Linked DNA regions of Homo sapiens: region 2 is linked to region 1. Evidence: chromatin contacts called from ENCODE Hi-C data. All regions are on one chromosome and are shown on one strand. Each heading gives the region's core, a stretch centred on a gene start or an enhancer-like site at or near the end of the contact. The rest is flanking DNA. Distances are from core to core; before and after follow the strand shown. Region 1 holds the start of PBDC1 (polysaccharide biosynthesis domain containing 1). Region 2 holds the start of CHIC1 (cysteine rich hydrophobic domain 1).

Region 1 (3,173 bases), core at 495-2,994:
GTTAAATTCATAGAAACAGAAAATAGAATGGTGGCTACCAGGGGCCAAAAGGAGAGGAAAGTGGAGAATCGTTCTTTAATGCATACAGAGTTTCAGTTTTGCAAGATGAAAAAGTTCTGGAGATCTGTCACACAACAATGTAAATATACTTAACACTACCTAAGTGTACACTTAAAAATGATTAAAATGGTAAATTTTTATATTATCTGATCTTTACCCCGATTTTTTTTTTAAAGTCCCTAGACCTCATGTTTCTTTCTAGCTGCACCTGTTTTGGAAGAACTTTCCATGATCACTAACATCTCTTCTTTATCTCCCACTCCCTCTTCAACCCACTACCATCTGACTTCTGCCCTTGTTCAGGTTGTCAATGACCATTCCACTAAACCTGCTCTTGCTAAGGTTGTCAACCTCCCTATATTTTTATGCTTAGTATACTCAACTGAGAGTACTGGGGTCTGCTCACCACTTATTTCTAGAAGCTCTTACATCCTTTGGTTTCTGTGAGGCTCTGCCTTGTTCTTTGACAGACAATCGACAACTTTTTTTTTTTGCTGCCTTTTTTCCTTCATAAATGCTTGACCTGCTGCTTTTTATGTCTTTACAGTACTTTAGAGATTTCTTATGAAAGCTCAACTAAACCTGAAGTACCAACTATCAAATTTATCTCTGATCAGATCTCCCTCTGCCTGGTCAATTCTATCTGAATGACCCATAGGCTCTTATAACTTAACTTCTCAAATTAAACTCATCATTTCTCCTCTGTGTTCCCTTGCTCAACGATATTTATGCCCAAATCCTATTCTGAAATCTGGGAGTCATACTAGAATCCAAATTCCCCTTTATCCTCTACATGAAATTAGTCAAAAAGTTCTATTGATTCTAAGCCCCATTAATTCTCAAAATTCATCTCAACTGCCACTGCTTTAGTTTAGATTTTCATCACCCACTGCCTTCAAACTGGTGTCTCTGTCTCCAATTTTGTCTTCCTCAAATTAATCTTCTATGTTGTGTTAGAGTGATCATAAAAGTTAAATCTGACCATGAAGCTGGCCTACTTAAAAATCTTCAGTAGCTTACTGTTGCTCTAAGGGTAAACTCTCTACTCTTTAACATTCAGCATACCAAAGGCCCTGTGCTCCCTCAAATGATTATAGATGACTCCACTTTGGATTCAGCTATACTGCTTTTGTAATTCCCAGCAAGGTGCCACTAATGGCTTTGTTTGTGCTATTCCCTCTGCCTGGACTGTCTTTCCCTGTCTGCTTGGCTAAGCTCCCCTTCATGATTCAGCTTAGGTATCCCCCATTCATGCTCCCACATCATCCGATGCTATGCTGTGAGCACTACTGTATCCGGTCCCTCACTATATCTAGTTGTTCCAAGGCAGGGACTAAATTCTTCATTCCTGCACTCTGCGCCCTAGCACCATGCATTTTCGTGAATCACTCCCTGGTTTGGGGTACTGGTGTGTATGTGTATGCGCATGTGCGTATATGCGCATATGAATGGAGAGTAAATTTGAATTTTTGCTGGGCACACGGCGCAGTGAAGACAAGAAAGGGGCACTATTTTAACACAACCTTTTCCCGTGATCACCACCGAAAATTACTGACGAGTCAATCACCTCAGATCTCTCAAGCAGTCCAGCCTACGCAACAGTACTCCACCTCTGCGCCTGTGCGGGGAGGGTAAGGCGGGGCCAGCAACTTCCTCAGCTGGAGGGAGAGCGCACGGTGGAGCCGCCAGTTGAGAAGGACTCTGATCCGGCTCAGCTTTCCAATCAGCTGCGGAAGGAGCCACGCTTTCGGGGGTTGCAAGATGGCGGCCACCAGTGGAACTGATGAGCCGGTGAGACGCTGTTCTGGGGTCGGGTGAGTGGGGAGGTCGAGCCAGGTGGAGCCTTTTTTTTTTCTTTTTTGAGACAAGGTGTCACTCAGTCGCCCAGGCTGGAGTGCAGTGGTGGGATCACCGCTTACTGCAGCCTCGACCTCCAGCGCTCAGATCTTCCGCCCACCTCATCCTCCCGAGGAGCTGGGACTACAGGCCCGTGCCACCACGCCCAGCTACATTTTTTGTATTTTTTGTAGAGACGGGGTTTCGCCATGTTGCCCAGGCTGGTCTCAAACTCCTGGGCTCAGGCGATCCGCCCGCCTCGGCCTCCCAAAGTGCTGGGATTACAGGCACGAGTCACTGCGACTGGCCTTGGGGGGAGCCACCGCGCCCGGCCTTGGGGGGAGCCTTGAACTCTTTTTCCTCCTTTCTAGGTTTCCGGGGAGTTGGTGTCTGTGGCACATGCGCTTTCTCTCCCAGCAGAGTCGTATGGCAACGATGTGAGTATGACTCACCCACAGCTCCCACCCACTCAGCTAGCCTGGGATCTCTGCAGGACCTGCCTGCCACTAAGTTATAACTTCACGTCCTGATAATCTACTGCAGACCCTCTCCACTTACACCAGAAACTGCACCTTCGTTCAGTTCGTTTTAATCTTGGTCCACAAACGCAGGACTAACGCCTGTGGAAGTGGTTCCCCAAGTTGGCCACGCTTTAGAATTACTGGGGAGCTTTTAAACATCCCGCTGCCTAGATTGCAGTTCATACCACCTAAATCAGAATGTCTGGGTAATGAGAGCCAAGAATCAGTATTTTTAAAGGGTCTCTGAGGGATTCCATTGTGCAGCTTATGGTGTGTCTGGTTTAGAAAATTACTGAGAAAGTATATGAGGTATTTTCCAAAACAAGACAAGAGGATGTGAGAATAGTAAAAACACCCAAATAAGAGTGTGATACATATAATGAGTGGGTCAGGCCATAAGATCCAAATAATTTAGCTGAAGGAGAAATCCCTAAGGGGCCAAGGCAGTGGAAGACTTGACTGAGGAAATGGAGCTTTACCTGTATCCTCAAAGTGTAGGTGGACAAAGGACATGGATTGGCACGTGGGAAAAGTGCATGGTCTAAGGCATGGAGGTAACAAATGCAAATGGCTTTTTCTGGAGTCAGTGAAATAGCTCGGTCTCGTTGGAATGGGAGATTCCAGTGGAACCTCCAGTGGGGTGCTTGGTAAGACTTATTATAACCTTGACCTGTTTCATGTGCTAATTCATTTCTAGGTGTTACAGTATGGGGAATTGGCTGTTTGGTAAACAAAAATGATTATGACATGCTTCAG
Region 2 (3,314 bases), core at 451-2,950, 2.6 Mb before region 1:
CTCGGCTCACTGCAAGCTCCGCTTCCCGGGTTCACGCCATTCTCCTGCCTCAGCCTCCCGAGTAGCTGGGACTACAGGCGCCCGCCACCGCGCCCGGCTAATTTTTTTTGTATTTTTAGTAGAGACGGGGTTTCACCTTGTTAGCCAGGATGGTCTCGATCTCCGACTTATTTTTAAAGTTCCCTAAATAAACCAACTTTTGAATAAAAATGGGCTTTTCATTTTAATAACACATACTCCTTGATGATAATGGTTTGATTCATTTCTCTTACAGAACTAATTTCTTCCTACTTCACACACATTAAATGCTTTGTTTATACTGATAATGTCGTGCTCATCCTAAATTAAAGTTTGACTATGTCTGTTTCCCCAGAGACACACCATCTGATTGGGATGCAGCCGTAGAGTAGCAGAAAGAGCAGTGAAGCTGGTATTAGAATGCCTGGATTACAGTGTTTGTTCTGTTACTTAGCAGCTGTGTGACTTTACTGTCTTAATGATATGGATTTTTGTGCTGCTGCCAAGTATGAAACAGTTTGGCACACTATTTAGATACGCAAAATATGTGATCCCCACAACATTTTAGTGAGTGTAAAGAAGATAGGATAGACCATTTAAAATGGAAAATTTTGAACAAAAGGTCACCATAGACTTGAATAAATTACTTAAACTTCTGAGACCCACTTTTGTCATGTAATAAAATAGATATAATGATACTTACCTCTCAGGATTAAGGGTTAACTGAAATATTGTATGTGAGGGTCTAGCTCAGTGTCTGGAAAATGGATGATGTTAATTAAGGTTTCCTTAGGTTGGAATGCTCCTTTCACCCCCTCCATCCGCCCCCTCCCCCAAAAAACACTCCAAAATTCAAACATGCATATTCTGATTCATCTTTTAAGGAAGAGCCCAAGAGGCACCATTCTACAAAATCTTTCCAAACAACTTCAGGCAGTACAGCCCTTTGGTTAAGAGTACTGGGCTTCTGGAATCAGAAGAGACCACCAAATTTAAAACCAGGTCTCCCATTTAGTAGCTCCCTGACACTGGACAAATTACTTATTTTCTCTGCACCTAGATTTCCCATCTGTAATATAAAATCATCATGATACATACCTCATAGGGTTGCAGAGGATTAAATGAGATATACATACAGAGCACTTAGCACAGTCCCTGAGTTAATAAGTCCTCCGTTAAGTATTACATAGGAGAAGTAGTAAAAAGTTTCCTCTTAAGTAAAATGCTAATAAAAGTGCTTACCCTGCCTCCCAAGATTGTGGCAAAGTTATGACGCAAGGCTTTTAAACTGTAATGCTGAACAAACGTAAGGGATTGGTATATACCTTGAGATATTTTGGACAAAGTTCTAACCTTACTTTTATACAATATGCTTTCTCTCACCCGCCTGCAGTTGGGTTAATAATGCCCAGCATTAATTAATAAGCAATAAAATCAGAAGATACCCCGAATACAAGTAGCTGACGCTCAGAGAGCAGTATTAAGGCGAGCACCCGCAGACCGGACCTGGATAACTCCTTGGAGTTCACCTCTAGCGGCCCCCTCCCCTTGGAGCTGCGCAAGCGTACACTGACTTTGCTCCTCTCTAGTGCCCCCGCCTCCAGCAGCCGCCCCCCCACCCCCCCGTCTGCCCAACACGCAGGCGCGTCTCCTCAAATCCTGTCCCTACACCCCTCCTCTTTCTCTTCATTTCGTTCCCCCTCCTCTTGCAGCACCTCGGCAGGTTCAAACTCTTCTCCGGGAGCGTGGCGGCGATCGCGAGGTCACGTGATGAGCATCCTGCTGCCCAACATGGCGGAGTTCGACACCATCTCGGAACTGGAGGAGGAGGAGGAAGAAGAAGCGGCAACGTCGTCGTCGTCGCCGTCGTCGTCGTCGTCGGTATCTGGGCCCGACGATGACGAGGAGGATGAGGAGGAAGAGGAGGAAGAGGAGGAGGAGGAAGAAGAGGAGGAGGAGGAAGAGGAGGAGGAAGCGCCGCCCCCGCCTCGGGTAGTGAGCGAGGAGCATCTGCGGAGATATGCTCCCGACCCTGTATTAGTGCGGGGTGCCGGCCACATCACTGTGTAAGCGAGAGGGGGTCTTGGGACTTGAAATGCCTGAGATTTGGCAACAGAGGAATGAGAAGTGATCGAGGGGCCTGTGGAGTGGGGGAGGGTTGACTGATTGACTGAGGCGTACACTTAGGAAAGGACACCTGGTCTAAATGGGGAAACCATGGGTGGATACGTGTGAAGGAAGTGAGGAGAATGTAAATATGATGCACCAATGCCAGGTAAAGAGTGAGTATAGGAGAGGGAAGTTAGGGGTTTGGGAGCCAGAGCGATTGGAGTAGGGGTGAGTCTCCTTTCTTGTATGTATGCTGGCAAGTGAACAGTCTCTAAACTGCAGGATGTACCAGAGGGTTTTTTGCTGACAAGATTGATACTTTGTGGGAAACAGCAATTGCTGTGACATGTGACAAGAACTAGGCTTGCATTCTTCAAAACAGAAACATGATATATTTTGTGAATAATAATAGAATGTTCATTCACCCACGTATTCATCCATCCATTCTTCCTATCGAATCCTTCCTTATATATCACTCGATTAGAGGTTCAGGATGAGAGGCAGCTATGGAAAGTAGAAAAAGAAATGGATTGAGTCAGGGCTCTTAGACGCTGGTCCCGGTTTTGCTTCTTACTGGCCCTGTGACCTTGGTCAGGTTGCTTTTTCTCATTTCTGCGCCTTGATTTCTTCATCTCTAAAATGAAGGGTTTGGAGTAGATGGTTTCTAAAGCTTTTCAGTTCTGAGATAATTTACCTCCAAGGGATTTTGTATGCCCAAGTATGAAATATACAGGCATTAAATATATATGGAAATTAATACTTTGGGAGCTGAGCATAATTTCTTTAAAATTTATCCAGGGTGGTTTTTTAAAAAATTGAAATCTTGAGGAAAAATTGAATATTTCAGAAAATAAAATGGGGAGGGACTTCATAACAGCTACAAGGCAAAAATGTTGATGATTCTCCGGGATTTAAAGAGTGCTTCCTCATTTTTATTTGCTTGGACCATAACTATTTGGAAGTTTGAGTACTGTGTCATGTTCATCCTCTGAACTATGCTATCTTTTACTGCATTTTCAAAATAGGTTGCCTTTTGTTGTTATGTCATGCTGCCTCTGGTTTTGATAATGGCTCACCTAGTCCCTTTGACTTTCAATTGAGTTCATGTTACATTAAATCATATATATGCTACCTCCCTTATATTAGCTTCAATTTTTAACATGTTGAGTTTTTTTTTTTTTTTTTTT

The links. A loop is a pair of places that touch in the nucleus more often than their neighbours do. Pooled maps may share reads with other maps.
Region 2: a map of CD8-positive, alpha-beta T cell shows a loop between it and region 1 (11-fold over the local background). The contact joins the promoter of CHIC1 here to the promoter of PBDC1 in region 1. A Hi-C loop is called at or near these places in 2 of 168 maps with a recorded cell type or tissue (both CD8-positive, alpha-beta T cell), 1 of 37 single-sample maps with no recorded cell type and 11 of 50 pooled maps.

What each region holds. Positions count from the first base shown.
Region 1 is chrX:76,171,318-76,174,490 of GRCh38, forward strand. It overlaps PBDC1 (polysaccharide biosynthesis domain containing 1), which reads left to right and starts at 1,745. Exons shown (of 6, transcript NM_016500.5): 1 at 1,745-1,851; 2 at 2,268-2,333. The coding sequence starts at 1,822. RefSeq lists enhancers at 1,757-2,614, 1,828-2,127.
Region 2 is chrX:73,561,497-73,564,810 of GRCh38, forward strand. It overlaps CHIC1 (cysteine rich hydrophobic domain 1), which reads left to right and starts at 1,701. Exons shown (of 6, transcript NM_001039840.4): 1 at 1,701-2,084. The coding sequence starts at 1,789. It also overlaps the pseudogene MAP2K4P1. RefSeq lists a silencer at 1,621-1,680.